Regions from separate parts of the Homo sapiens genome. Here regions 1 and 2 are each linked to region 3. The links are chromatin loops, found by intact Hi-C in ENCODE. Cell type or tissue: heart right ventricle. All regions are shown on one strand. Each heading gives the region's core, and the rest is flanking DNA. Links, peaks and the distances in the headings are about the cores only.

The links. Hi-C counts contacts between places; a loop is a spot of excess contacts. Peaks named below come from ENCODE experiments on the same cell type or tissue, not always from the same donor. Only the 100,000 strongest peaks of a DNase experiment are listed, where the experiment ranks them.
Region 1: a loop joins it to region 3, with 2.4 times the contacts of the local background. A loop is called at or near these places in 10 of 110 quality-filtered maps.
Region 2: a loop joins it to region 3, with 6 times the contacts of the local background. A loop is called at or near these places in 35 of 110 quality-filtered maps.

The regions. Positions count from the first base shown.
Region 1 is chr5:56,581,123-56,591,350 of GRCh38, reverse strand. All of the region lies in intron 1 of C5orf67 (chromosome 5 putative open reading frame 67), which reads left to right. Among named protein-coding and RNA genes, the nearest start is that of C5orf67, 20 kb to the left of the region's middle. RefSeq lists enhancers at 2,082-2,341, 2,472-2,551. In heart right ventricle, for the core only: no CTCF peak of the experiment used is centred there; DNase peaks (open chromatin) are centred at 4,820 and 5,100; H3K4me3 peaks cover 1,324 bases; H3K27ac peaks cover 2,454 bases.
Region 2 is chr5:55,929,242-55,939,469 of GRCh38, reverse strand. It overlaps IL6ST (interleukin 6 cytokine family signal transducer), which reads left to right. Exons shown (of 17, transcript NM_002184.4): 17 at 1-4,375. Among named protein-coding and RNA genes, the nearest start is that of IL6ST, 61 kb to the left of the region's middle. In heart right ventricle, for the core only: CTCF peaks have their summits at 2,955 and 3,181 (motif pointing left); a DNase peak (open chromatin) is centred at 3,189; H3K27ac peaks cover 577 bases.
Region 3 is chr5:56,265,819-56,276,046 of GRCh38, reverse strand. It overlaps the pseudogene PSMC1P4. Among named protein-coding and RNA genes, the nearest start is that of ANKRD55, 38 kb to the right of the region's middle. In heart right ventricle, for the core only: CTCF peaks have their summits at 5,338 (motif pointing left) and 6,285 (motif pointing right); a DNase peak (open chromatin) is centred at 5,306.

The DNA.
Region 1 (10,228 bases), core at 3,166-8,165, 320 kb before region 3:
TAAAATCCCATGTGACATTAAGGTCAAGCTTTAAAGTCACCGCCTCCAGGAAGTCTTCCTTGATTATCCCAAATAGAAGTGATGTCTCATCCTGTGGACTTCCTGGTACTCTACAGGGCACCATTCTTGGGGCATAGAGCATGTCTGCTTTGTATGGTTGTTATTTGGGTCTATGTCTTCTTATCTTCTCAGCTCTAGTGAAAGTTTAATGAGTAGAGGCGCTATGTACCATATGGCATTGTAATGATCAAAGTGTTTTGTACATAGGAAATGCTTTCGGAAAAAAATTGCTAACAGAATGGCAGCTGAAAATCAATTTCTTGGCCAGGTACAGTGGCTCAAGCCTGTAGTCTCAGCAATTTGGGAGGCTGAAGCAGGAGGATTGCTTGAGCCCAGGAGTTCGAGACCAGCCTGGGCAACATGATGAAACCCCATCTCTACAACAAATACAAAAATTAGCAAAATTAATTGAGCATGGTAGTATGCACTTACAGTCCCAGCTACTCAGGAGGCTGAAGTGGGAGGATTCCTGGAGCCTGGGAGGCAGAGGTTGCAGTGAGCTGAGATCACACCACTGAGCTTCACACCACTGCGCTTCAGCCTGGGCAACAGAGCAAGACAGTGTCTCAAAAAAAAAAAAAAAAAAAGAAAGACAATTAACTTTTAGTAAAAGCCTTCTTTTTTCATGATCATTTGAATGCCTACCATATTTATTTATATTTAGAATATTGTTGTTATATTTTATTATTGAGGAGCTAAAACAAGCATTGAAAAGACAGGGCTTGGTACCTGTTATGGAGTGAATTGTATCTTCCCCCTCCAAATTCATGTATCCTAATCTCTGATACCGCAGAATGTGACTGCATTTGAAGAGAGTCTTTAAAGAGGTAATTATTGTTAAATGGGGTCACTGGAATTATCCCGCTAGGATTACCAACGTGACTGGTGTCTTCATAAGAAGAGAGTAGGACATAGACATGTACAGAGGGAAGAGCATGTGGAGACCCAGGGAGGAGGCGATGGCCACCTACAAGCCAAGGAGAGAGGCCTCAGAAGTAGCCCACTCCTTGATCTTGGCCTTCTAGCCTCCAGAATCGTGAGACAATAAACTCCTGTTGCTAGCCTCCCAGACTGTGATACTGTGTTATGGCAGCCCTGGCAAACTAATAGAGTACCTATGATTTTGTTTATTGTGTGGGATAATCAAGGAACTGAGCCCTTTATTAAAGACTTTAAATATGCCTCTACAGTATAATGTGAGATAGGAAATCTGGATTCAAATCCTGGTCCTGCTACTTGCTCACTGTGCAATCTCAGACAAGTCACTTAACCTCACTGAACTTTGATTTTCTCAGTTGTACACATGTGGAAAATGCTATATTTAACTTGTGGGGTTGTGGAAATAACTAAAAAAACAGCATAGAGGTGCCCTCTTCCCTCACCCTCCTGTGGTGGATACTCACAGAATGGAGGGAAGGACCCTGGTGTCCTGTTTCCCAGCTGAGCACATGGAATTCTCTGGTTGCAACTTGAACAGCAACCTGAGAGATGAAACGTGAGCTAGCCCAGCACCCCACAGTTTGAGGCAGGGCGATATGGGTGCTTGCTTCCGAGCGAGGGCATCTCTGGTCCTGGATGTCCATTTGTGAGTTTACAGGCAGGGCAATTTGCCCATTCCCCAGTCATTTTCACAGCAGCTGGTGTCATAAATTACCACAATCACAAGTCCTCTCAAAGCGGGGCATTCCTGACATGGAATGAAGACCTACAGCCCCAGAGCATCTGATGAGATTGGATTTGTCAATAAGGGCAGTAGCCAGGCCCACGGGTGTTTGAGTACAAACTCTGGGGTCAGCAGCTGGGGCCACACCTTGGGAAGCTGCCCACTTTACTTAGGTTGTTTGCAGTAAAGTAGCTTCCGCAGTGGTTCTGAGGAGGAGGCTCCCGGCGCTCTCCCTAGGCGACATTCTGCTCCATGCCTGGATCTGGGCGTCCCACCCTCTCCCTGGGGTGCTGACAGTCAGAAACCCAGGCGTGTCAGGAAGAGCTCAGAGTTGGGCAAGCTCTGAGAACCATTTCAGCTCAGTGAAAGAGGCCGGTTAAGTTTTTGGTTTCAGAGGAGATACTTTCAGGGGGGTGAGAGGAAAGGGAAGAGGCCAAGATGCAAGGTCTGGCTGCCATTGGTCAGGGTCAGCCTGGGCTGTGGTGTTAAGGGGGTTTCAGCAGCCACTGTTGTTTCTGTTGCTCTGGCAACCAGAGGAGAAATACACAACGCCCAGTGCAGGTGCACAAGTGTTGAGTGCAGGCCCATTTCCTCCAATCGGCCCCAGCCAGCCCAGAGGCAGCGACCTAGGGGCTCCTCCCAGGATGGCTAGCTGAAAGTTTTGGTGTGTGGAGGCTGAAATGTGGAAACTAAATTTGAAGGGCGTTGACTACAGGGGCTGTGGGCAGCACCTGGTGGCACCCTCCCTCTCACGCAGGAAAGCCGGGCCTGGGGCTTGGATGGGTCAACTGGATCTCCTGCCTGTCCCTAGTTGGTTTTCCTGCTTCCGGTGGCTGCAGCCCCAGCAGCTACATCCTGGATCCTATTGAGGAAGCTTGGTGCTAGGTCAGACCCGTGACTTGCAGCTCCACCCTGGAGCTCTGGTGCGAAGCTGTGGCTGCCTGGGAGGGTGTGAGGGTTCCCTTATTCTGGTGCCTCCCTTTGCTGAGCTTGCAGCGACCCCCGACCCCCAAGCCACTCTGCTAGGCTCTCCCTCTGTAAAGGTCTCTGATTAACAGCCCTGGGGACTGGTAGACACAGGTTCAGATCTCCGTCCCTGACTGATTGAACTTCTTTGAGATTCTGGTTTCCTTACCCATGAAGTGGAAGTAGTCAAACCCATCTCAAAGATTTGTGAGGAAGAAGTTTCTGTGAAAATACCTAAGGCAGCACCTGACACATAGTAGGTGCTAAATAAATGGGGTCTTTGCCTCTTGCGTAAGAGCCAGAATTCAAGAGGCCTTGATTTCTGATGCATTTGCACTCTCTAAGCTGACAGCTGGGCCTATTCCCTTGCCAGGAGTTTCAGGACCAAGGCCATCCCGCAAGCCCAGTCCATCAGCACTTCCTGAAGCTCTCTCTTCTCAGTATATCCAGAAACTCTCCACTCCCACCTCTCTCACTGCTACCTTATCCCAGCTCCATCACCTCTTACCTGGATTACTGCAGCTGCCTCCAAACTAGGCTCCCTGCTTCTGTCCCTGACTGCTCAAACTCTTCCTACTCAGCAGGCATCCTGCTATGCCAGTAGTCATCAGATGGTGCCTCTCCTCTGTTCAGAGCTTGCCAGAGTCTGCCTTTCTCATTCTGGGCCCCGCTTCTATTACCTCATTTCCCACCGCTTCCCTTTACTCTTTCTACTCCTGGCCTCTTTGCTGCTTCTTCAAAGTAAGAAGCATGCTCCCAAACAGGACATTTGCACGTGCTTTTTCCTCTCCCTGGGTGTCCACTCTGATGTCCTTATGGCTCATGCTCGCTTCCTTCAGCTTTCCACTCAGCCTTCCCCTTCTGAGCAAGGGCCTCCCTGACCACCCATCTAAAACATCACCCTCAATCCCCATCACTTCCTACCTCCCTGCTTGCTTTTTCTTCATATCCCCTATCATAACCTGAAATATACATTTATGTGTTTATTTTTGTCTTACTCTACCAAATGTAGGATTACCAACATTTCCTATCAAAGTGCAGGAAATGCGGTTTCTTCCTGTTGAGTCTTCACTGCCTAGCCAGTCTTCACCTGGCTCTTTCTTCCTGTTGAGTCTTCACTGCCTAGAACAGTGCTTGGCATACAGTAAACACTAAATGAATTTAAGTTGAATAAATGAATGAATGGATGGGATAGGGGAAAGAATATATATACATGTATCTACATATATTTAAATCTACATTAAGTGAAAGTGTTCATATATTTAGTTATACACATATATTTCTCTAGGGATATCTCCTTCGAAGAGAACATATGGAGATATATATATATATATAGATACACACACACACACACAAACACATATATCCTGAGTTGCTTCTGTCAGTACAGTACAGTCACTACTGTATTTGGGTGGCCTGTCCTAGCCCTTCTCTCAGATGATGATAACATTCTTGGGGCATTGGCTTGGGTGTAGGAGTTGGTTGGTGTGGGATCTGTGTAGACTCTTTGTGAGAGACCTGTGGAGAGCTGCATTTGTGTTTGTTGATGGTGGGTGACTGAGGTAGGCTTGTTGGGGGGAGGAATAAGGACATCGAGGCTATTGGAGGAGGCAGGAAGATGGAAGGGAAGTCATTGAAATAATCTTATGGCCATGGGTTTGAAATTAGTATCTGTCCATAGAGAGGTAAATCAGAGGCATCCAACGGGGAGGAGAATATCTCCAATCAGGAGGTGCTCACACAGTTTAGCGGCTTCCTGTCAGGTGCTCCCGGTGACACTCTGGGTCTTTTCTCCTCTCCCCCATAATTTTCTTTAAAACACAGTGTAAAGATAAGGGTAAGAATCACTTCAAGTAATGTGAGAAAACTGTAAGGAAAGAGGAAAAATGAAAATGCTGCCAATGGCAGGAAACGGCACATTTTAATCTTCTCAAACTAAATGGACTCCGCGTTGCATCTGGAATTGTGTGTGCTTGATAAACCTAATGTGGAAGCCCTTTGCTAAACATCTGACAAGAATCAGCCTCTCCATGAAATGTGAAAAGATGCCCCCACCCAGTTGTTAAGAGGCTGCATAAGAGAACAGAAAAAGTTTGCGCAGCTAACACAACACGGGGCTTGCCAAAATCATCCTGCCCTAATTCTCTTGTCAGCAGAGCCACTTTTCTGAAGAGCTAGCGACTCGTGACTTGGTTGCTGGATTCTGCCTGCCCTTCCTGCTGTGTATCCCCCACCCCACCCAGGACCCCTGAGCAGAGCACACCCTTTCTCTGTATTTTCACTTGTTGGGTATTCTTCAGGGCTTGAAGCCTCAGAAATTCCGTTGAGAACACAATGCTCTACGTTCAGGATGTGAACGGCTACAAATGTCGTATTGCTTATCTCGCTCTGTGCAACACCCAGCAGCTGCTGGCCTTTAACGAGGAGGCGGCACAGGGCTCAGGGAATCATCCTGTGTGTGCTTTGTTCTTGCATTTTGCAGCTGATTTAAGAGCAAGAAAGGAACAAACCCCATCTGATGTCTTTACTCCAGAGATCATCTCACATCCTTCCTAGGGCAGGAAGAGCAGGTGACTGGGACACCGGACATTTGGCAAGCTGGTGGCTTTCCTGCGTTGGCATGCTTTGCCGGGGTTTTCATGAAAAGACAATGACCTTTACAAAAAACAATGACCTTTGCAGAGATCTCGAAACCCTGGCAACTCAGCAGCAAACTCAGTTCCAAAAGCGTTCCTATTGCCTTTCCCAGCAGAGTTGAATAATTGGAAAGTAAAGAAGGACTTTTTAAAAATCACCAAAGTTTTTGGCAAATTTTAGGAGCTCTTTCCCCCACCCTGTAATTAAAGCAGAAGTAAACAGTAAAAGAATATCAAATTGCAGCTCGCTTCAGGAATAGATGCCCAAATAGAGCTGCTGCTTGTCCTAACCTGTGCTTTGAGACAGAAGGACAACCTCTCTGGGGAGCACTCCAATAGGTCCCCAGATCTGACACATCAAGATTAAGACATGAAGATTTGGAGCTGAGAGAGGAGAAAGGGTGAGTCATCTGGGCATTATCCAAAGAAAGAAAAAATGTCTTCCTCTTTCAAAGTTGCCTTCTCTGCACCATCCCTGAGCCCCTTCTGGTTGTTGGAGGTCATCTCCTGCATGGTACTACCTCACCTTGAAGGGGTTCTTAGGTCCAAGGCGATCAAAGCAGTCCTGCTCCCTGCTACACAGTGTGTGTGAATACTGTGTCAGACTGACTTGGTCTGTGTCTCATCCACTCATCAGCTGGTAACCCCAGACAAATTGCTGACCTTCTCTAACCTTCAGTTTTCTCAAGTCTACAAAGAGGGAACAATAGTATTTACCTTATAGGGCGGACATGGGACTTAAATGAAACAGTGTAAAGTTCTTGAGGCATAAGAACCACTCAAGCATTGATGTTACATGTATCAATAGTTAATTTCTTTTTACTGTTGTCCCATTGTATGTACATATCACGATTTGTTTATTCATTCACCTGTTGATGGATGTATGGATTGCTATTGCAAATAAAGCTGCTACTGTTTGTGTACAAGTCTGGTATAGATACATTTTCCCTTTTTTCTTTTTCTTTCTTTCTTTTTTTTTTTTTTTTTTTTTTTTTGAGGCAGAGTCTGGCTCTGTCGCCCAGGCTGGAGTGCAGTGGCACAATCTTGGCTCAATGTGACCTCTGCCTCCCAGGTTCAAGTGATTCTCCTGCCTCAGCCTCCCTAGTAGCTGGGATTACAGGTGCATGCCATCACATCCAGCTAATTTTTGTATTTTTAGTAGAGATGGGGTTTCTCCATGTTGGTCAGGTTGGTCTCGAACTCCTGACCTCATGATCCATCTGCCTTGGCCTCCCAAAGTGCTGGGATTACAGGCGTGAGCCACTGCACCTGGCCATTTTCCCTTTTTTCTTGGGTAAGTACTTAGGGATAGAATGGCTAGCTCAGATGGTAGCTGTATGTGTAACTTTTAAGGAAACTGTCAAACAATTTTCCAAAGTAGTCACATCATCTGGTGTTTCCATCAGTGGCTTATAAGAGTTCCAGTTCCTCCACATCCTTATCAGCACTTGGTGTGGTCAGTCTTTCTAATTTTATCCATTCACATATGCGAGTAGTGGTAGGTGATTCACATTTACTTTGGCTTGTAGTGAAGATATTTAGGTGAACATTCTGTGCAACTATATCATTCATTCATTGCACAGTGCACAGGCCTCAAAGCTCAAATATTATCTGAAGACAACCTGTTGTGAACTTAAATCTTTGATGGACAGTTGGATGCATCTGACTCTGAAGATTGAGTGAATTTCAAGTAGGAGCAGCCTAATGATTCAGGGCCATAGACTGTTACAGGTAGTTAGGCATGAGCAGGGCAGGACAGGGTTCTCCCCCAACCCACTAGAAATGTTGGGTGATGGTTTGGCAATTATTGCATTGCCTCTCTAAAAATATGTATTTGGCAGCTCCAGGGAGAGGCCATTTCCTGATGGTCCACACCTGTTAACCTCAAAATGTTAATTGAATGCAGGCCCCAGGGAGAAGCAACTTCCTGGGCATGCGTGTTAAGAGACAAAAATGGTGAAGTATGATCTTCTGGGGGCACACTCCACCGGAAAAGGGAAGAAAGCCTTAGATGGGCATGTGTATAACTCCCTAAATACATTGTGCATTCTCAACTCCAACGGGTAAGGAAAGCACTGGGCATGTGGAAAGCCCACCCTAAAGGAAAAATCTTGGGAAAGAGGCAAGCCTATAAAGTCCTAGGATCAAGGTTAAAGGCCCCTCTTTTTTGCTGTCTTCTTTTGCTCTCTTTTCTTTCTTGGACCTTCAAGCACCCGCTTGGGTCTCCTACAAGCGAATTTTCCTCTCTTTCCTGTTCTAAAGCCTTTTAAATAAACTTCTACTCCTGCCCCGAAACTTGCCTTGGTCTCTTCTTCTGCTATATGCCCCTCAGTCAAATTCTTTCTTCAGAGGAGGCAAGAACTGAAGTTGCTGTGGACCCCTTATGGATTCACTGCCGGTAACTTGGGTCTCTTCCACTGGTAACAAGACCACTTAATTTTCTTCTCATTACTTCTACTAAAGCCAAATAATTGCTGTGATTTTATTAATTCACCTACAAAGCCAATAATGAACCCTGGTTCATATCACCTTTAGCTCCTGTTACTAATAATAACAAACATCATAAGATTGGCAACGCTATTAGTTTTGCCCTGTGTTTATAATAATGAGGTTAGGGAAGGTATTCTTCACTACTTTTGGGGACTCAAAAGAGAGAATCCATAGGAGAAATTTAACTCTGGCTTTAGTTCTAGAAGTAGCTTTGTTTGTCCTGAGCAAATGGTTTGTTTTTCCTGATGAACAGTGGAAATCGTGCTGTTTCTTTCTTCACGCTGGTAACCAGAGACTTAGAGCCAAATTTGCCTTCTACTCCATAGCAAGTTTATCTGACTTTATGCTATGTATTTAGTAAACTAACCTATGCCTGGCTCCACGTTACTTTCCTATTTTAATTTTCTATTTGCTTTACTTTCCATACTAGTTAAAATATTTTGAATTTAAATGAATTTTTAAAACTATGTGTTTATGATCAGAATCCAAAAGGCATAATTTAAGGTATCTCTCACTCTTGCTCCAAAACCATCTGTTCCCCTTTCCCAGGGGAAACTGCTTTTATCAGTTTGTACTGTGTCTTTGCAGAGAATCTAGGTGACTAAAAGTATCCATGAGAATAGAAGTATAGTATATGTATGGGTGTGTGTAGTACATATTTGTAAGCAGTCTATTGAACAAGTTGAAGTTGGTAGGGTATAAATAGAAAGCAACTTTATTCCTGCTCATTGTTGACTCTTGAAATTCACTCTGTTGTTTCCTTGCCTGCCTATGGATGAATTCTGTGGCAGATACCTTGGCTTTTCTAGTTACTTTCAGATATAAGTAGGTAGTCTAACTTACCCTTAAAAAGTCTAGACTGCTGGTGAGGATATGGAGAAAAGGAACACTTGCACATTGTTGGTGGGAGTGTAAATTAGTTCAACCATTGGGGAAAGCAGTACGGCAATTCCTCAAAGAGCTAAAAGCACGACTACGATTTGACCCAGCAATCCTATACTGGGTATATACCCAGAGGAATGGAAATCATTCTACCATAAAGACATATGCATGCAAATGTTCACTGCAGCACTTTTCATAGTAGCAAAGACATGGAATCAACCTAAATGCCCATCAGTGACAGACTGGATAAAGAAAATGTGGTACATATAAACTGTGAAATACTATGCAGCCATACAAAAGACAGAAATCAGGCTAGGCACAGTGGGTCATGCCTGTAATCCCAACACTTTGGGAGACTGTGACGTGTGGATCACTTGAGGTCAGGAGTTCGAGACCAGCCTGACCAACATGGTGAAACACCGTCTCTACTAAAAATACAAAAATTAGCTGGGCGTGGTGACGGGCGCCTTTCTTGGGGGTTGGTGGAAGGTGAGTAGAGGGGAAAATTGGGCAGGAAATGAGGACTCTACTGAAAAGATTAGGCCATGTTATGCGATTTATCAAAATATTTTTCCATTGGGAAAATGGGACAAGTACTGTCTGACTGAGTTCTTGCAGAAATTTCTGAAAATACTCAGAGATTTAATGTTCTGCTTGAAAGGAACTACAGAAAAGCAACACACTCTTTTAACTCATTGTTTAGCATGAGTAGACTTTAAATTGCTCTAGAATGAGTTTTGTACTTTGACGGTTTTTTGGTGCACATATCATACACAAACAAAGCCAAAATGAAAAAGTACAGAATCTGAAAAACTATATCATTTGGGTTTCTCCAGACTAAACAAAACATTTCCAGTATGGCTAGATAAAAAGATTTTTCTAACCCTCCCTGTCCCTCACCCCACCTTCCTATGGGAGGACCAAATTTGCAGCACAGTTCAAGAATGTTGAATTAAGAGCCTTGAATGGTTTCTATTCATGGTAAATCTCTTGGCTTTGGGCAGAGGGCAAGAACTCAACCATACCACTGGACAGGTTTGTTGGAATTCAGTCAGTGAGTGTTTCCTCTAGATTACAATTCTTTCCACAAAAATATTTTTCTAGGCAAGTAGTTCCATAATTTATTAGCTTCAAGAACCTACAAAGTCAAATAGAGGTAAACTTTGACTGGGAGAAAATAAATAGTAGATTTTAGAAGATGCAGACCACAGCGATTTGGGAAAATATCATTTTCCATCATTGCTATCAATGCAGTGTTAGTGCTCTGTGAACCAGAACCGCTATTCTCTTTCCTTGCCACCTCACAGTCTTACCTCCTGCAAGCCAGTGCACCAGAGTGACATATAATCACAATTACGTGATCATCTACTGCTACCAAATCTTTAGTAACTTCTTTTCAGTATTGGGTCAATTGAGTCCTCAAGATCTGTTTTATTGCCTTGTCTTTAAGCAGTCCAAAAAACCGATGAACGTATCTTCACATCAGAAGCCTTGACTTTACTGAAGTTATTATCAATTTCTTGTGTGGGTC
Region 2 (10,228 bases), core at 763-5,762, 330 kb after region 3:
TACTCTCAGAATATTGTTCACATTAGACTTCCTGTTTATCTTTTATATTCTTGCATTTATATAATGCCTCATCCTTTCAAAGTTCTTTCACATATTATATGATCTTCTTTATGAAAAAAATAGATGTTTCATTCTGATATATTCAGTTTCCCACTTTAGGCAAAAGTAGATTAATAGAATGACGAATTCAAAGTAGATGAGGAAAATCAGGCACAGAGAAGTAAAGGTAGGGATAGACCCAAATTTACACAACAAGATAATGACATCTCCAGCTTTTAAGTTGATCATCAAAGGCTGGGCTGGATTTGTCTTGCTGTATGTGTCAGGAAATTTATACCTATTACATTTTCCATTTTCTCAAAATTTAAGTCACATGACTAATATTTAGCTGCAACTTTCCTCATAACAAATAGTGTCATGAAGAATGTTGTAGTGTGAAGTTTGTACATTTCAGGGTCAGATATACAATATGAACTCTTAATCTACAGGAATGAGAATGGAGGATCATTGAAGGCCATGATATAAACAAATTTGCATGTTGAAGCCTGTATAAAACATGGTACAGTGAGTGAATATACCCCCATCCCCAAGAACACTTTATACATATTAAATGGATATATGATTACTGTGCAAAAATTCATTCTGGAAATGAACATATATTTGAGCACTAATATGTAATGTACACCTGCCCTAAGGAGAAAATAAATTATAAAACTTTTTACATTCAAAATTACTTTCCCAAGCATGTCTTAGAATAATCTATGTGTTGATGCATGTAAATTGTACTTTAGGTAGGCAAAGAAATCTGGTTATTTATGTAAAAACTAGTCTAATAAAGTTAGTTAGTGGCTTTATCACTTTAAATCTTTAGTGTCCAAAAGTGGTGTTTAAAGTAATAGCACATCAGAAAACCTTGTCTGGACAAAACTAGTTCACTCACTGCTTCTGCACCTGCAGTTGCTCCCTTTAGGGTTATAAAATAATGACCCAAATGTTACATGTGTTGATATTATAACTTGTCAGTTACTGATGTCTGTGGTATCCTACCCTCATCTCTGAAAGGGATAATACTGAATAATTATTAGAAAACTATAAAACTTCACACTTTGTACCATTAAAACCTAAAATTTTAATCTTGTCCTTTTTTACTATGGATCAGTCGGCACTCGGGAACAGCAGCAAGGAAAAAAAGCAAATTTCATTCACATGTTCTGTGTTCATACCTCTTCTCTACCTAATTGTTCATTTAAATTTCAGCCTTATTCCTTGATAAGGGATTTTACCACATGAAGTCATCCAGTGACCCTAGCTCTTATTGTGAAGTTAGTGGAGTATACTTAGAAATGTTACAACTTTAAAATGTTACAAAACATTCATTAAAGCTCATATTTAAAGTAGAGCATCTAGTTTGAGAAATAGAAATCAATTATTAAAGATGTCTTTTTTCTACCCATTTAACTAGTTAAAACCATGACATGTAAATGTAGAAGTAGAATAATCATAGAATTCCCTAAAATATTTCTGTTTACTAACATATATTGACCAAGTACATCAAGCAGGAGAGATCTTCCTTCATTCTGTTATAGTCCACATCATTCTAATTTTGCTCAGTTGTTATTAAGAGCATATTCCTAAACCATACACTTTTGTTTCAATAAAGTTTTATTTTGTTGAGATGAATAAAATAACAAAGTTATAAGCTGCATAAGACAAAAGTTCAATTGTTCAAAAAAAATTTACTGGGATAGCTTTCTATTACAGGTATTGTTAGATTATATTGTGCTGATAAGATTACTTTCTAAAAAATTTGTACTTTTCTGTAAATTAAAAGAATATGGAGTCATAAAATGGCAAGTGTTTTAGGATTAGCCTAAAATTGGACATTGTCATTGATTTCAAAGAAGGTATGAACTAGCAGTCTTACAGCCTAATTCTTCTTTGGACTGGTCCTTGGCAGCAGTTCCTTTTCAGACTCGATAAACAGAATTCAGATGATGTAAGTCAAAACAAAACTTTACAAAGCCAAGCGTATTATCTTTTGCATTAACCTATTTTTTTCCATCATACATGCTACTAGTATGTGCATTAGCATGATATTCTCATATACATTGCATTAAAAATTAAAAGGTGGCAGCTCAGGGTGAGCTCTTCTGTTGCTCATTTGTTCCTAAATTTTTAAGGGCTTTTTCTCAGTCAATAGTTTGTACAAACTGGTTAGTTTAACTTCATTACCCATTTCATTAAAGTTGATGGGTCGTGTGATGAGATGCATTTAAGGCCGATAGTGATAGATGTTTTTTTTATTTCTTGAACACAGGCTTTGTCTGAATGATGTTCTTTTATCTCTTGAACACAAGCTTTGAATGATAACTACAGGTTTTAAGTGCTGTTACATTAATACCATAATGTGATGTGTTAGAAACAAAGGGATATTTCAAAGGTAGATATTTGAAAATTCTCTAGTCTCAATATGTATGTGTATTGAATATACTCTAAAAATAAATGTGCAATTTGCTAGTAGGACAATGCAGTGACTGACTAGCATTAGGTATGTTTCTTTTATATCCTAGCTATGTCCCACTTTCTTCTAAGTGCAATCCTTTCATGTTCACTTGCTGTTTTACCCCATCTACTCTAACTTCATTTGGAAGGCTTGTCTAGAGTATAGCATGTATTTTTACCTTTGCAGTGAATTGCATGTGCTAATTGTAACCACAGCTATTTTTATGTTGACATAACTCCAAATGTTATATTAAATGTTCTATTATATATTAGCTCTAATCCCTTAAGTAAATTTTAAGAAATAAATACTTGTTCAAATTTTTTTTCTGTATGTGGTTACTATCATCTGACTATGCATATTTGTAACAGCATTTATCATTAGTGGTGTTAGCTAAATAAGCATCTTAGTGTAAATGAGATGCTTCGTGTGGGTTTTGTGACATTTTAAATGACATAATGGAATGTGATTTAAAAGAAAACCAGTACACTATCTTGGTCTTAATAACATAGAATGGAGATGGCAAATTTATCCACTAGTTTTCCAGATTTACTATTTAATAGCTGAGGTCTGAAATCGTAGCATCCTCCCTCCTAGTGGACATTAAAAAAAAAAAAAAAAAAAAAAACCTACTTGGTTGTCAAGAGCCCAAGTATGGAGGTGCTGCGCCATCTTGTGGCCTGTCTGTGCCCACCCTGCACTCTGCTGGAGTCTCCATCCTTGTTGCAGTGAGACTTGAAGTTCAAGATTGATACATGGCATCCTCCTGCTACTTCTTGAGGTTACTAAGTAGTATATGAAACTAATCAGTCAGCAAGTCCACCTGGAAGGAAAAGAAAATCTCAACTATTAATGTGCCTTCACATTGTGATTTTGTCTAAAAAAATGTAGTGAGTCAAAAAACCCACAAGCCAGCCAACAGTAACTCCTTCACATATATACCAGAGTTTATAGAAATAACATGTCAGCTTTGGGCTATGTGCTCCTTTGTTTAAAATCTTCTATTTGGTTATGGCTTGTATAGGCTCAAGCCTGATTTCTTTAAGGTGTGGTGGCTCATCTTATCCTAATGTGTATGATAGATACAGTCCATCCTGCTTTGGAAAAGATTATGTAACTCCTTGAGAGCATACTCTTTCTCTAGCCCAAAGGCAGTGAGAGAGTTTTCTTGTTCAGGATTGCTTAACTTTCCATTTAAGCTTTTTCTTTTTAAATTAATACAAACTTCTACACTTTCAAAATACGAAATATATTACAACTGCGTATAGGCTCTTCCATACTTAAGTCCAGTGCTTGGGCAAGTTAATGGAGTGAAAGACTACAAGCAAAGAGGAACTGAGGTAGAAAAAGAAGAATGTGTGAAAGCAGCAGGAAGCTCAGCCAACTCGAAAGCAGGGTGAACAGCTTGAGTCCTGTTGCTGCTGATCGGGGTTGGCTCTTGGACAACTTAGTAAGATCATGGAAAGGCTGCTTGGGTTCTCCATAGAAAAGTTCTGTCTCCATCAAGGGAGGAAAATGTACCTTTCAACTCAAAATTCAATATTTGTTTTTAAATATAGCTATTTTCCCCAACCGCTAAAGATTTTCAACAGATACGAAGCCAGAGCTTAGTTTTAGAAACCTGTGGACATTCAAACCTGATTCTTTATTCCCTGTGACTATGGTTATGTCATTTTACATGTCAAAAAAGTGTATCTAGAATTGTCATTTCTTATTTTTGAGCTTTTTTTAGTGAGAATTATCCCCTCACTTAAATGGCTTTTTATTTAAACATCTGTGCATTCTGTATGAAATTGTAGTCTTTCTGGGATAACATGGTGAGCTATATGGTGGTAATCCACACACACAAAAATAAAAGCCAAAAAAAAACCAAAACCCTCAGGTAAAGTATTTCTCTTTCTTCAACTGTCTCATTAGCCCTGGCTGTGGATGGTCTTTCTGAGACAGGCTAGCCAGAGTAATTCAACGGCCACAAGTGGTTTCTCCCCCAGAGTGCTGGTTCAAACTCTGAATGAGACCAGCCTGTTGATTAGAAATCTAATACCTCAGTCCAGGCCTACTTTCCTAGAACAATCTTCACTTAGTAACAGGTCCAAGACACAACTATTAAGTATACATCTGGGTCCCTTCCCCGTAGGAAAAGGTTTTCCCTGCAGTCTTGCCTGTAGTCAGAAGCAGCCTGTTGACTAATGATAGCTTTTAAATGAATTTATAGAAAATTCTTGGAAATAGGCTCTATAAGCTTTATGAGAGGGATAATGCTTTTAAAGGAATGGCATGAAGGGGAATATTTAAATAAAAAGGCACTGAGATTCTGACAATAGAAACCATAATTCTGCATAAGCGTTCTGAGAATGAAAAGTCAGCCACTCTTCAGGTCAAAGTCAGTGTGGATTTTGCCAGTTGTTCAATCTAGACATACGAACACCAGGGCTACCCAGCCAGCATCAGTGCCTAGGAAAGGACCTCCAAGAAACTTTTAACTGCCACGGTCAGAATCGAGACTAGACATTGCTGCTGGGGGTGAGGGGCCGCTCCTCTTCAAATGAACCGGCAGACCTTTCTGATCACCTGCTGGGGGCCACATGCCGGAGCAGGGTGTCCAAAGGTGAGCAAATATATGCCATCTATGAAGTGTTTACTGTGGGTTATGAAATCCTAGAAACTTATGAGGTAAATACCAGCACCATTTACAAATGCAGCCTCCAAGAGGTTGAATAACTTGCCCGGGGTCATGTGGTTGACAAACAGTGGAGTTCCAACTCCAACCTGATCCAAAGTCCGCATTCTTTGATGTGTACACCAATTGTACCCAACCACTTAAGCAAAATTCTTGATGACGTCATGCCCAGGCTAGCTTAAGGAGAATGCACACCTGCTTCCCAGGCCCTTCAAACTCTTCTGAGTTTCTCTTCCCCTCATCTCCCTCCCCACCACCCTTATTTGTGAATATGGGGCACCTTGTGCCCTCAAGCAGCCCCCTGCAATTGCCTACCTTGAAGTGTCCTAACTGAGCCTCGAGCCCAGAGCAGTACTTCTCCTTATGCCCTCAAGGTTTACTCCGAGGCTGGCTCCCCACCCCTACTAGCACATACATTTGCTCTGACCCTATAGAGCAACCCCTGCAAAAGAGGTCAATGTGTCCCACTTTCCTGAGAATGCACCCTCACACGACCCCTGGAGTCTCATTCTTTTGGCCAAAGAAAGACTCCTCTAATGGTGGAATCTAGCCCATGGCAACTAGTGACAGGAGGATCTCCGGCAGGGGCTTTTCCTGGGTGCTCAGACCACGGTCCTACCCCAGGTGGTTCTGTCCACAGACTTCCCCGGGCCCGCTGCCTAGCGCGAGCACCCGTTCCAGCCTGCCTCACCTTCACGGTGCCGCCAGCCACTCCTCTCCATCTCCTGCCACTCCCAGAGGGGCTGCCTGCTGCTGCCCCGCTGTGCTGACCTCATTCCCCACATTTGCTTTCTGTCCTTTTGGGGCCTCGCTGGACCTTTCCAACCCCCCAGCTGCACACTTTATAGTTTCCAGAACATACTGAGTTTCTTCTAACCTAGCCCATGCACATGATTTCCTCCCCTAGAATGTTCTCCAGTCCCCAGTCCCTGTTAAGCTGGGAAATTCTTACTGGTTCACCAAAAATCAACTCAAATAGATACCCTCTTGAGGGAAATCTTCCATTCTTCTCTCTCCTTCCCCCTGAGTTAAGGGCCTTCTATATCCTGGCACCTACTGCTGGGCCTCTGGAGAGAGGGCCCCAGCTCAGTCCTCTCCTGGCCCAGCATAGTGCTCGGTGTTTGGCAGAGCTTGCTTATATGAACAGGTAAGTGGGTGAATAAACAAGTTATTTTTAATTTTAAAAAATGTTTAAAATGTGTCTCAGGTTTCTTCTAATCCAGAGTTGCACAGTGCCATAGGCAGTCAGGAATCTGCCTCCTTCGCATCTCAAACCTGGGATCATTTCCTGATTCCCATCCCACCCTGGCTACAGGCAAGAGCTTCCCCCAACCAAGAGAGAGAGAGTCTTGCTCTGTTGCCCAGGCTCAAGCAATCCTCCCACCTCAGCCTCTCAAGTAGCTCAGACTACAGGCAGCACTGCCATGCCCGGCTAATTTTTCTTTTTTCTTTTTTGTAGACACGGGCTCACTTTGTTGGCCAGGCTGGTCTCAAATGCCTGGCTTCAAGCTATCTTCCATCCTTGGCCTTCCAAAGTGCTGTGATTACATCTCTGAACCACCGTGCCTTGGCAAGAGCTTTCATTTGAAGCAAAATATATACTCAATCCAAAAGCAAAAATTTAGAGAAAATTAAAGTCAGATGGATCCTTATTAAATCATTTTATCCAAACTCCTCATCCTGGACGAGGAAAATGAGGTCCAGAGAAGAGGGGCCAGCAAACTTTCCAACAGCACAGGAGAAAACGCTGGGTTTGTGGGTTATAAAAGGACGGCCCTGCCCTTTGGGAAGTTACTGTCTAGTGAGGAAGACGGAGTGAACCAGGATCAGGCTCCGCCTTAAGAACACATCAGAAAGTGCAAGTAGGCTCAGGCCCTACAAACCAGGCTACGACCAACCCCTGGCCAAACACCAGGCAGCTCCCAGTATAAAACAATCCCCCAATTCCTCAACGAGAAGATCCCAAGAAAAGTTTTTGGACAGCTTAACTGTGTGAGCTTTACAGATGTTGATTAAATAGTCAGATGTCTGCCTATGATCCATATTTTAAATAAGATGATGTGGAACAATGCAGAAATATAGAATTGATTTTGTTCACTCGTACTTTATGAAGATAGTTCCATGCAACTCTTCACTTGCAATTGGACACTGAGGTCCTTCCTCGTCATTACCAGATCCCCTTTGTGAATCATAGGCACAGGTTTTGGGAGCTCGTTCCTAACATTTCCATCTAGTTGTGTGAGAGACAGCAGACAATGCTGTCGTGGAAAACAGTATTCAAGCCTTAAGTATCCACTTTTATCTTAAGAGACTTTCCCCCCATCCCAGTAATGTAACCTGTTACCATTTTGCTTTTTAAAATGGTCTTTAAAAAACTTTACACTGAAATCTAACCTAGTTAATATTGAGATCATATCCCAGGAATAATGACTAAATCCCTTGTCTCCTTTTATGCCAGTTCCTTCTGGTGATCTCCGTGTGATTCTCAAAATTAAAAATTAACATTGGATGAGGTCATTTTAGTGAATGGGTCTTTCGCAAACAGAACTTTTGTGTTTAAATAACGAAGAGAGGCCAAGCACAGAGGCTCACGCCTGTAATCCCAGCACTTTCGGAGGCCAAAGTGGGCAGATCACTTGAGGTCAGGAATTTGAGACCAGCCTGGCCAACATGGTGAAACCCCGTCTCTACTAAAAATACAAGAATTAGCCTGGCGTGGTGGTGCGGCACCTGTAATCCCAGCTACTTGGGTGCCTGAGGCAGGAGAATCACTTGAACCCGGGAGGCGGAGGCTGCAGTGAGCCAAGGTCATGCCACTGCACTCCAGCCTGGGTGACAGGGCGAGAATCTGTCTCAGAAAAATAATAAATAAATAAATAAGAAGAGAGAAACTGTGATATGAGAAACTTTGTAAGTACTTTACTAAAGCACTCCCTCTTTTTTGGGGAAAGATTTTTCAGAAAACATTTTATGTTCGGGCAAAAAGCTGTGCTCATCGGGATGCCTTCCTGGAGGAAAAGCATCTTCTGTAGAATTTTGTCGTGCAGGCATGAGCTGGTGACCAGGAGAGCCAGCAGTGTGCACAAACTGTTTTCAAATCAATGTTGCCTCAGTTCTCTGGGTCAGACTAAACTATAATTCTTATTGTTACAATGAGACTTGTATTTCAGGACTGGCCGGAAGAATTTTTGTTGACCCCTCTGAGCAACATCTAGATATTCCCTGCCCTCTTTCCAGCCCTTTGCCAAAGATGTGACTTCAAGCAAGGAGGACCCCTCAGTCCTCATATCTCCATCAGCCCCAGCAGGGACACAGATGGATTTATCTACAACCCATGCTCAAGTGCTCGTGGGGAGGTAATCTTACACTTTTTCTACTCCCAGGACAGAAAGGAATGCCCAAGGTGGCACCTAATCATACACCTCTGACCTTGAGGCAGGTTCAAAAGAGACGTCTAATCACCACCGTGTTTTTGAAACACAATCTCATGCTGTGGCCCAGGCTGGAGTGCAGTTATGCGCTCTTAGGTAACTGCAACCTCGAATTCATGGGCTGGAGCAATCCTCCTGCCTCAGCCCCCAAAGCAACTGGGATGACAGACGTGTGCCACCAGACCTGGCTAATTTTTTAAAAAAAGTTTTGTAGGGATGGAGTGTCACTATGTTGCCCAGGCTAGCCTCAACATCCTGGCCTCAAGTGATGCTCCTGCCTTGGCCTCCCAAAGTGCTGAGATTACAGTTGTGAGCCACTGTGCCAGTCCAACCACAACATTTTTACTACATTTAAGGCAACATCAAACAGGTTTCTGTCTTCTCCAATAGAGTCATGTGTGAATGTAAGCCAGCCCCATTTCCAAACAAGGAGGCTTTCTTCGTGCAGATAATTCTGCAGGTGTCAGATTTTCTACTGATTCCATGCTAAATGAAAGGTCACAATCTGGTGATGTCAAAGGGCCTCCCGTAGCAGAGAGAAGAGTAAGAAACACAGTGGGTGAGATAAGAGAGGTACCCAGGGCACACAGTCATGGGAGGTACTTGGTGCCCTTGCGTGACCCCGAAAGTGAGCACCTCCTTCTGTTGGGAGCCCTAGACTTGCCCCAGTCCAGGCCCTGCTTGGTGATGATGTCACCAGCTGGGGAGCTGGGCTTTCCGTCATTCATCCCATGAGATGGGGACTATTCTAGTTCTTTCTTGTCTTTGAGATTATTGTAACACCTACTTGAGGAATGGACAAGAGAGGGTAAGCCTGAGACAGGACACTACTCAGGAGCACTTTTCTCATCAGGGTGAAGTCTGAAGGGGGCTGAGGCCAGGAGAAAAATAGGAAAGCAAAGCCAGCTCAGGAGCAGCGCGGCCAGACGTGGCGACTGGTTAGCTGGAGGCTCCAGGGAAAGAGAGGGGCAATGAGCCTGTGAGGTGAAGGAAGGGTAGCTGCTTCCAAGCCTGGGAACATCATGTCCAAGGAGAAGCATCCTGCGGAGGGTGAGGGAGGCCTGAGGCTCCAGAAACCAGGTGGCACCTCCCCTCCTGAGGAGGCCTGTGCATTGCTTGCAGGGGCTCATGCAGTGTCCATGCCACGACTATGGCTGTGTCTATGAAATGTGGGGAGGGAGGGTTTCTAGATTGTGGGACTGGCCTGGGACCCTAACAATGGCATCTCCAGGCAAGCACTAAAGGCAAAGAGCTGAGAAATAGCTCGTTTCCTCTTTTTGGACAATTCTAGACAATCCCCTGCCCGGCTTCTCCTCCTTGCCTCCTCCTTTATTTCAGCATCGCCGCCTAGCCTCCCCAGGCCTGCCGTGAGGTTCTGGGGTCCTTCAGACTGGGCGGACCCCTTCTTGTTTGTGGACAGTATCAGGAAGGAGACCCTGAGAGGGGGCTGGAAAATAGGGGACTCTTGCCCTATGCACTCACAGCCAGGTTCACACCTCCCCAGAGTCCACCCCTCCCCTGGCCCCACACAGAAATGAAAACCAATGCAAAGCCACCCTTTAGAAACAGCATGGGCTTTCCTCACCTCAGTTACCTCATCTGTAATGATGACAACAA
Region 3 (10,228 bases), core at 2,947-7,946:
CAGGAAATTAAGGAATCTATGGAGCTTCCTCTCCCCCATCCTGAATATTATGAAGAGATGGGTACAAAGCCTCCTAAAGGGGTCATTCTCTGTGGTCCACCTGGCACAGGTAAAAACCTTGTTAGCCAAAGCAGTAGCAAACCAAACCTCAGCCACTTTCTTGAGAGTGGTTGGCTCTGAACTTATTCAGAAGTACCTAGGTGATGGGCCCAAACTCGTACGGCAAGTATTTCAAGTTGCTGAAGAACATGCACCATCCATCATGTTTACTGATGAAATTGAAGCCATTGGGACAAAAAGATATGACTCCAATTCTGGTGGTGAGAGAGAAATTCAGCAAACAATGTTGGAATTGGAACTGTTGAACCAATTGGGTGGATTTGATTCTAGGGAAGATGTGAAAGTTATCATGGCCACAAAACAAGTAGAAACTTTGGATCCAGTACTTATCAGACCAGGCCGCATTGACAAGAAGATCGAGTTCCACCTGCCTGATGAAAAGACTAAGAAGCACATCTTTCAGATTCACACAAGCAGGATGACACTGGCCAATGATGTAACCCTGGACGACTTGATCATGGCTAAAGATGACTTCTCTGGTGCTGACATCAAGGCAATCTGTACAGAAGCTGGTCTGATGGCCTTAAGAGAACATAGAATGAAAGCAACAAATGAAGACTTCAAAAAATCTATAGAAAGTGTTCTTTATAAGAAACACGAAGGCATCCCTGAGGGGCTTTATCTCTAGTGAACCACCGCTGCCATCAGGAAGATGGTTGGGAGATTTCCCAACCCCTGAAAGGGATGAGGTTGGGGGAGTTGCCCAGAGGAATCCCTGTTCCCATTGATTTTTATTAGCAAAGCATCCTGTGTGTATTTTGGAGTACGATGTGTGAGTGCCCAATGGGTGGCCTTCATCTGTCGGTCACTGTGCAGCACTCTGCTTCCAAATAAAGCATGCTCTTTCACAAAAAAAAAAAAAAAAAAAAAAAAAAAAAAAAAAAAGATGGTTGATGCTGAACAAGAGGTGGTCTCAGGTGGGTAACATGAAAGTGCTGGTTAATGTCCCGAGTTAATGGGTTCAGAGATTTCAAAGGAAGATGAAAATTTGACTTGAGAAGGATTTTTTACCTTTCCAAGGTTTCATCTGACAGAGCAAGCCACTTGGACACAAAATGAGTTTATAAGAGCAGCAAACAGAACCAAACCTGAAAGCATCGCCAGTCTCTGTGTTGGGTCCATTTGAGCACCTTGATGCCAACTCTTTAAGCCTGGGTGGGAGGCAAGACTACCTAGAGTTTCTTTACTTTTTAAGTATGTGCAATCTGATGACCTCTTCTCTCTCATCAGGTTCAGCTTTGTCTGACCAGTACCTAAGGCAAATGTTGGCCTCACAAACTTTTCCAAACACCAAGCATTTAATAAGAGTATCAACTCTGGCTCATGCAAAAGTGAATGACTAGTAGAAATAATGGGGACAGAAACAGAGGTGTTCTTGTCATCCGATCATCCCTTTTCCTGGAAAATTTGAATATTTTCCATAAAATTATTATACAGTTATTCACTTTAAAGCTGTTCTCAAATGTCCATAGAGGCTCAGTCATGAACGGATATTCATTGAGGCTTCACACTGTCTGGGCATGTCAGGAACCATCCATGTAATAAATAGACATGAGCACACATCTATGAAAACTTAGCTGGTTACTCAAGACAGTGTGTCCAAGCATAACCTGGAAATTCGTCCCATGAGGACTCAGAAGCAGGAAAGAAAATGTCACTGTTAACTGATGTGCACAGAAAAGGCTTCATTGATGGAAGAAGAATAGAACTCAGGCAGAGAAGAGGAAAGAAGGGCCTCTGGGTGGGAAGGCACCCAGAGCAAAGGCACCCAGGTGGGAATGCGTATGCATACTAGGATGCAGAATTCTCTCCATTATACCTAAGGGTCAAGGAGGTGGGAGCAATGTAAGAACCGAAAAATGTTTTCAGATGTAGAATTAGCATATATAAAGGAATAAGATTTTTTTCTGATTTATAAAAATATTCCTGAAGTTATTCTAAAATTAAGCAACATTTAGTTTAAGATCTAACGAATCACTCTTTTAGAGAAGAAAATAATTATATGAGAAAAGAATCCTCTCCCCTCATTGTATGAGCTGTTAATTCTCCATTGTTCTCTGCGTGTTGGTTATTTATCTATTGTCTCTTGGATCCAAGCCCACCTTTCTATACTCTGCTCTTGGATATGGTAAGCCATCTGGTTCATTTCCCCTTAGATGCTGCCGGCAGAAGCCTTAGAGTGTGACTGGAGGTTGGGAGGAAGGAAAGGGACCCTCCTTCCTGGTCTTTGCACTTTCTGGGAGTGTCTCTCCAGCAGCAGTATTGCTCCAGCAGCATAGTTGGCTCCAGCTTTCAGTAGCCCCAGAACCAGCCTCCCATTCCCCCTGGCAGGCACTAGCAACAGCCAGGCGATGCCCATCTCCAGGGGGTTGAGCTCAGTCAATGGGTCCGCCTCTGAGCCACTTGGTTCTGCTAACTCTACCTCTTGACTGTTGTTTCCCCAGGCCTAGAGTATGTAACTGATTTGTCAAATTAATTTTATTTTTTTAAAGATAAGTTCATGTAACATAAAATTCACTGTTTGAAAGTGTACAATTCAGTGATTATTAGTAAATTCATAATGTTGTGCAACCATTACCATGATCTAATTCTACTATGTCTTCATCACTCCAAAAAGAAACCCTGTATCTCCCAGTTACCACCAATTACCTTTTTTTACTTTGCAGTCAACAAGTGTTTCCTGGAGAGATACCCCTAGACTGTGTAAACATCCCATTCTTTACTCAACTTTCACCTTCCAGCTTTCAAATCTATTGATGCATTTTGCCTAAAATAATTACTATGGTTCTCAAATTGCTCTAAGTCCTTAATTTTTTCAGCATTCATTAGCTGGCATTCTACTTTAGGAAAGAGCATTCTCTTTCCATTTATGTGTTCATTTGCTTGTTATATCAGGACAGACTCATGGATATCTATTTTAATCAATGGGATATAATCTAATACTGTGGTTACTTGGACACACAAATCATCCCAGATTGGGCCAGCTGGCACCCCTTCCGGCTGTCCCATGTCCTCTATGTTGCCATCATTATTTGATTACTTTCTTACCTTCTGGCACAACAAGATATTTTAAACTTGGCATATTTTTCCTGGTCCACCTGTGAGATCGGCCATTTCTCCAAGGAATTCTGGTCCATATTCATGGAAAAATAGTATAATATTTAGAAACTAAATTCTAGGTAGGATCTTTGTTATTGGATTTCACTACTCCCAAGCTCTCTCTAGTACAAAGCTAGGAAATGTATGTATTTGTGTACATGTGTGAATGTGTATACATACGCACACATGAAGATATAAAGTGTATGCACAGACTCACAGAAATGTATATCAACGTTTTGTTTCTTTATCCAACCCCACATAGTGCAAACTCTAAATTTACACCAAAACTTCTCATCCTAATCCCATAGACCACAGCGTTCATTCTAGCTTTCTTCTTTCCTATGTTTATTACTCTTTTCTTGCAGTGAGAAACCTGGCTCCCACCGCCTCATTATAATGACTTATTTCCTCAGCCCTCCTGCCCACTGCTTTTACTCCATCTCCCAAGCCCAGAGAGCTAGCACCCCCATTTAGCCATCTTCCTTGCATGGCCAGAAACCCCATGGGGCCGATAATCTATCTGAAAACATTTCATTAATGATAAAAATATATATTGTGATCTAATGACTTAAACCTATTTCCTTTGCAGAAAGTGTTGCAAATGTTATAATACAGCAAACTCCTTGAATGTGTGTGTCTTCCAGTAATTTTGATAGACTGGCCAGGGTGAAAGTTAATCCATGAATGTGATAGAGTGTTTTCTCTGAGAAAAGCTAACTTTATGCCTTTAAATCCATGAGTTGTACATGAACATGACATGAGCAAACATGTATTGTTCAATGGTTCCTGGTGGCCACTGTTTTTATTCTGGATTTTTGCTTCATAAAAACGATAAATCTGATGTTACAAGCTTTCTAAGAAAGCTCACATTTTTCCTAAGGCTCAAAATTGAAAGGAAAAAGATGTTGCATGGCTTCATGAGCCACTTAGTACTGCAATTCAACTGTTAAAAATTACAAACAAAAATTTTATTTAATTTCTTGCTTGCCCTTAATAGGAAAGGCATCTTTAAAGGATTGTTGACTATAGTTTCTGGAATGGTTCATACTGGAAGATCCTCTCAGCTAATCAAACACTGCTCCTTTTTCTTTTCACTAGATGCATTGTGGCCTGAACATGAACATACATGAGGCTAAGTAATTTTTTTTTTTTTTTTTGAGACAGGGTCTTGCTCTGTCACTCAGGCTGGAGTGCAGTGGCACAATCATGGCTCACTGCAACCTCAAGGGCTCAAGTGATCTTCCTGCCTCAGCCTCCCTAGTAGCCGGTGTGTGCCACCACACCCAGCCAATTTTTTTGTAGAGATGGGGTCCCACTATGTTGCCCAGACTGGTCTCAAACTCCTGGGCTCAAGTGATCCTCCCACCTCACTCTCCCAAACTGTTGGGATTATAGGCATGAGCCACCAGGCCTGACCAGCAATTTATACCTTCTCTGACTCTTAAACCTGCCCTGGGGCCATTGGTGTACTCATTGTATTTAACAACCAGCTTTCTGGGGTGCTGCAGGGAGAGGGGTAGTCCTGATTTGCAGTAAATGGCCATTTTTGTAGCATAAATACTCCCACCATGGCCAACATCAAGCTACCAACATGACATCACTTAACTAGGGGCAGGGAAGAGATTACACAACTGGCTCTCATGAGCTTGTGTGAGCCACCTCCAGCCCGGATGCCCGTGTGTACCTATAAACCAACCAGAACCACCCACCCACTTAAGCATTGTCTCCAAACTGCCAGTGACTTAAAAAAAGTTCTGTACCCTAGAGAGATAAGGGTTCAGGAAACAGGCTATAGTCCTTGATTTTGGGTGTTCACATGCTTAACTCAGAGAGATGACTGTCCTGTATCCATGATCAACAGAGAGGTTTTTGCTGGGAACAAGAGAAACGGGAAGAGAATAAGTGAAAGAAAAAATAAAATCAGCAAACTGTCTTGAAGTCAAAAGTGCGCTTGTGGTAAAGCATATGAGATCAACCACCTCCTATGTTTTCACAGTTCTGCTCTGCCTGGAGGGAAGTACCAGCTCCAAAGGAGGTCCAGCTGGTCTCCTGTGCGCAGGATTTGCAGGCTGAGGGTTAAAGGCGCTCTAAGCCATGGAGCACCTCTGACCCCCACTGGCTGCTGTCATGCATTGCACCTCAGGGATGGCCAAGGCCCCTCAGTACATTGCCCTTTCCTAAACACAAGTGACCAGTTTCTCCTTTGCTGTATTGTCAGGACTTTCCACCAAGTGCCATCTATTTCTCATCCATCTCCTTTGAAATATTTTCACTCTTTATCTACTTCTCTGGGCTGGTAGATATTTCTAAGTCATTGTATAGTGCATGGATTTTATTTTCATTTTCGTTTGATCAGAAAATGAGTCGAGAAGATATGACATTGTTGCATATGTGGTTGATTTTCATTTCTCTTTTTCTCATCCTTTTGGTGACAAACACCAGGAGCTGCTTCTTTTTGTATAAGAAGTCCTTCAGCACCTATACTGGTCATCATCTGAAGCGCATACTCTCTTGCGGTCCCTTTGATAGAGCAAGAGCACCACCCACAGCAACAAAACATGCCCTGAGTCTCTGGAGGGAGCCTGGACAGTTAATGAAACCCAGGGCCAATGGACCACAAAGCCCAGTCCGTAATCAGAGTGCTGCATCAATTGCGCACACTCAAGTGTCTGATTCCATCGGTTCAGTTTGGTATCTGTATGGCGTCTGTCTATTTGTATGATACCTTGGTAATCTGACTCATGAATTAGACCAGACCAAAGCAACCTGGGGGAAAGGCGGAGTATTTGTGGGTAAGGAACATGCCTTCCAGCCTTGTTCTAAAAACCAAACATTAGTTGTACATTCCAGTTATTCCTCAAAGGAATTATTTTTTTCCAGTACCCTGTATTAAATTAATTTTGATTTTGCACCTAGTCTCACTGCTTTAGATCATAACCTGAGTGTGACTTCCCTTTGCTGAGCAGGAAAAGTCTTGCCTCTCTACATCTCTATGTATCACTTTCAAATACAAAATTCTGGGTTTCTTATTCTAAAGAACTGCTTTCTGCTCTTGTTTCTCATGGCCAGCAGAGGGACTCCAGAGAAACCCTCAGACAGAGCGTGGGATTAGGCCACTTTGTGGTGGTGAAAGTTCCCCCAGCTCTCTAGAGAAGTGACATTTAACCCTAGGGTTTCCCAGCACACATACAAAAGGTTTGAGAAATAGAGCCAGGTCTCTCAGGACCACAGGTAACAATAATCTTTACCTGAGGCTGAGAAGAGCTTTGTAATCACATCCACCCCTGGCAGAGAGAAAGAAAGCAGGTTAGCACTTAAAAAAAAAAAAAAAAAAAAAGAATTGTGAAAACTGAAGGAGAAAACAACCAGAACCGTGGACGCGAGCCATTATTCCTCGTTGACGTCACAGCCCTCCAGAGCTGCAGAGAGGGGATATTTGGGAGACTAGGGACCAACTCAATTTTATTATGTTTTGTTGGCTGATAAACTTCACAAATGTCCTAGTCATCACTGAAATTATTTAGTCACTTGTCACACTTTTCTCCTTTATTTCCCAATGTTATAGACAATGAGCAAATTGTATAGGAAATAAACTGTTTGTTTTGCAACAGATGCTGGAGAGCATGTGGAGAAATAGGAATGCTTTTACACTGTTGGTGGGAGTGTAATTTAGTTCAACCACTGTGGAAGACAGTGTGGTGATTCCTCAAGGATCTAGAACCAGAAATACCATTTGACCCAGTAATCCCGTTACTGGGTATATACCCAAAGGATTATAAATCATTCTACTATGAAGACACATGCATGCGTATGTTTATTGCAGCCCTACTCACAATAGCAAAGTCTTGGAACCAACCCAAATGCCCATCAATGATAGACTGGATAAAGAATGGATAGAATGGACATAGACACCATGGAATACTATGCAGCCATAAAAAAGGATGAGTTCATGTCCTTTGCAGGGACATGGATGAAGCTGGAAACCATCATTCTCAGGAAACTAACACAGGAACAGAAAACCAAACACTTTCATGTTCTCACTCATAAGTGGGAGTTGAACAATGAGAACACATGGACACAGGGAGGGGAACATAACATACTGGAGCCTGTTGCGGGGGGTGGGGGACTAGGGGAGGGATAGCATTAGGACAAATACCTAATGTAGATGACAGGCTGATGGGTGTAGCAAACCACCATGGCACGTGTGTACCTATGTAACAAACCTGCACATTCTACACATGTACCCCAGAACTTACAGTAAAAAAAAATAAACTTTAAAAAGGATATGAACTCTTTGTTTTAATAAAATGTATATTATAATCAGGCACAGTGGCCCACACCTATAACCTTAGCTCTTTGGGAGGCTGAGGCAGGCAAATCACTTGAGCTCAGGAGTTTGAGACCAGCCTGGACAACACGGCAAAACCCCATCTCTAAAAAGAACAATTACACAAATTAGCCAAGTGTGATGGGTGTGGTGGTGCATGCCTGTAGTCCCAGCTACATGGAAGGCTGAGGTGCAAGGGTCATTTGAGCCCAGGAGGTCGAGGCTGCAGTTAGCCGAGATCACACCACTGCACTCCAGCCTGGGCAACAACGAGACCCTGTCTCAAAAAATTAAATAAAATGTATATTACAGTCAGACAGGCTACTCTGTGAATTCTGAATGGGCCACTGTCTCTAATCAGAAAGCTTTGTAGATATTCTTGGCACATGGCAATGGCATCCTCAATCAGTGTCTATGTGGCTTTACTAAAAATTAACCAAAGATCGGTTTTATTTCTTAATACTAGACAAGACTGATCAAGCAATAAGAAGTTGTGGTGTACTTGCCATGTTCAGGGAGTATATAAGGCAATGAATGCAAGGGTTGCAGCAAAGAAACATGGGACACAGTCCCTGAATATAAGAAGCTATCTACCTAGGAAGATGAGGCCCAATCCGATACAAGCAATAAAGAAGTATCAAGTAATCTCTTTACTGATAATACTGATCAGGATAGTAATAGTGGCAGTGTATTGAGTGTTTACTCTGTTCCAACGACTGTGCTAAATGCTTTATATAAATCATGTTGTTGAATCCTCAAAACAACTTTATTAAGTAGGTACTATAATTATTGCCACTTTAGGGGTAAGGAAACCAACCCACATAAAGTTTAAATCATTTGCCAGGATTTTATTCCAGGCTGTCCGACACCAAAGACCATGCCTTTAAATATCCAGCAATCTGTAATGCCTCATAAGAGCAAAGGGAGTTCAAAGTGGGGAGATCAGCATGGGATGGATGAGACCTTCACGGAAGAGGGATCCTGGAGATGTAGATGTGGTTTGGGGTAAAGAGAGGATGGAGAAGACCTTCCAAGGAAGGAGGGAGAAGGAGAGGGAGAGCACACACAGGCTGAGAAGTGAAAATGCACAAAGCTCATTGGGGTCCCAAGAGTTACCCTGCTGCCACTGCACACCCTTTTTGCATGGATGTTAGTGGGTGGATAATGGTGGTCAGGTGACAGAAGCACATGGAAGTTAGGATTATGGAAGGGCCTCCTTGAAAAAAGCCTTCAGAAATGAGAGGGAAATAAAAACAATTGAAACCAAAACAAAGTTGATGAGTGGAACCTAATTAAACTAAAGAGCTTTTACACAGCAAAAGAAACTATCAACAGAGTAAATAGACAATCTAGGGAACGGGAGAAAATATTTGCAAACTATGCATCTGAAAAAAGTCTAATATCCAGACTCTATAAGGAAATTAAACTAATCAACAAGCAAAAACCAAATAACCTCATTAAAAAATGGGCAGAGGACCTAAACAGACACTTCTCAGAAGACATGCAAGTGGCCAACAAACATATGAAGAAATGCTCATCTGGCTGGGTGCGATGGCTCATGCCTGTCATCCCAGCACTTTGAGAGGCCTGGGCAGGAGGATCACTTGAGGTCAGGAGTTAGAGACCAGCCTAGTCAACATGGTGGAACCCCATCTCTACTAAAAATACAAAAAAAAAATTAGCAGGGTGTGGTGGCGCACTTGTAATCCCAGCTACTTGGGCGGCTAAGGTGGGAGAATCATTTGAACCCACCTACCTGGGAGGTGGAGGTTGCAGTGAGCTAAGATCGCGTCACTGCATTCCAGCTTGAGCAACAAAGCGAGACTCCATCTCAAAAAAAAAAAAAAGTTCATCATCACTAATCATCAGAGAAATGGAAATCAAAACCACCATGAGACACTATCTCACGCCATTCAGAATGACCATTACTAAAAAGTAAAAAAAAAAAAAAAAACAGATGCTGGCAAGGCTGCAGAGAAAACGGAATACCTATACACTGTTGGTGGGAATGTAAATTAGATCAGCCACTGTGGAAAGCAGTTTGGCGACTTCTCAGAGAATTTAAAACAGAGCTACCATTCGACCCAGAAATCCCATTATTGGGTATATGCCCAAAGGAAAATAAATTATTATACCAAAAAGACACATGCACTCATATGTTCATTGCCATGCTACTCACAATAGCAAAGCCATGGAATTGACTTAGGTGCCAATAAATGATGGACTGAATAAAGAAAATGTAGAACATATACACCATGGAATATTCCACAGACATAAACAAGAATGAATCATGTCCTTTGCAGCAACATGGATGGAGCTGGAGGCCATAATCCTAAGTGAGTTAATGCAGGAACAGAAAACCAAATGCTGCATGTTCTCACTTAAAAGTGGGAGCTAAATATTGAACATACATAGACATAAACATGGGAACAACAGACACTGCAGACTACTAGATGGGAGAGGGTGGGAGGGAATGAGGTGAAAAACTACCTATTGGGTACTATGCTCATGACCTGGGTGCAGTCCATTTATGTAATAAACCTGCATATGTACCCCTGTATCTAAAATAAAAGTTGAAATTTTTAAAAAATCTTTATAAATCTAGATAAGAAACTGTTAACTTTTCACCATTTAACAAAAGTAAATGTCTTACAAGAAAAATGTTTTAAAGGGATAATCTAT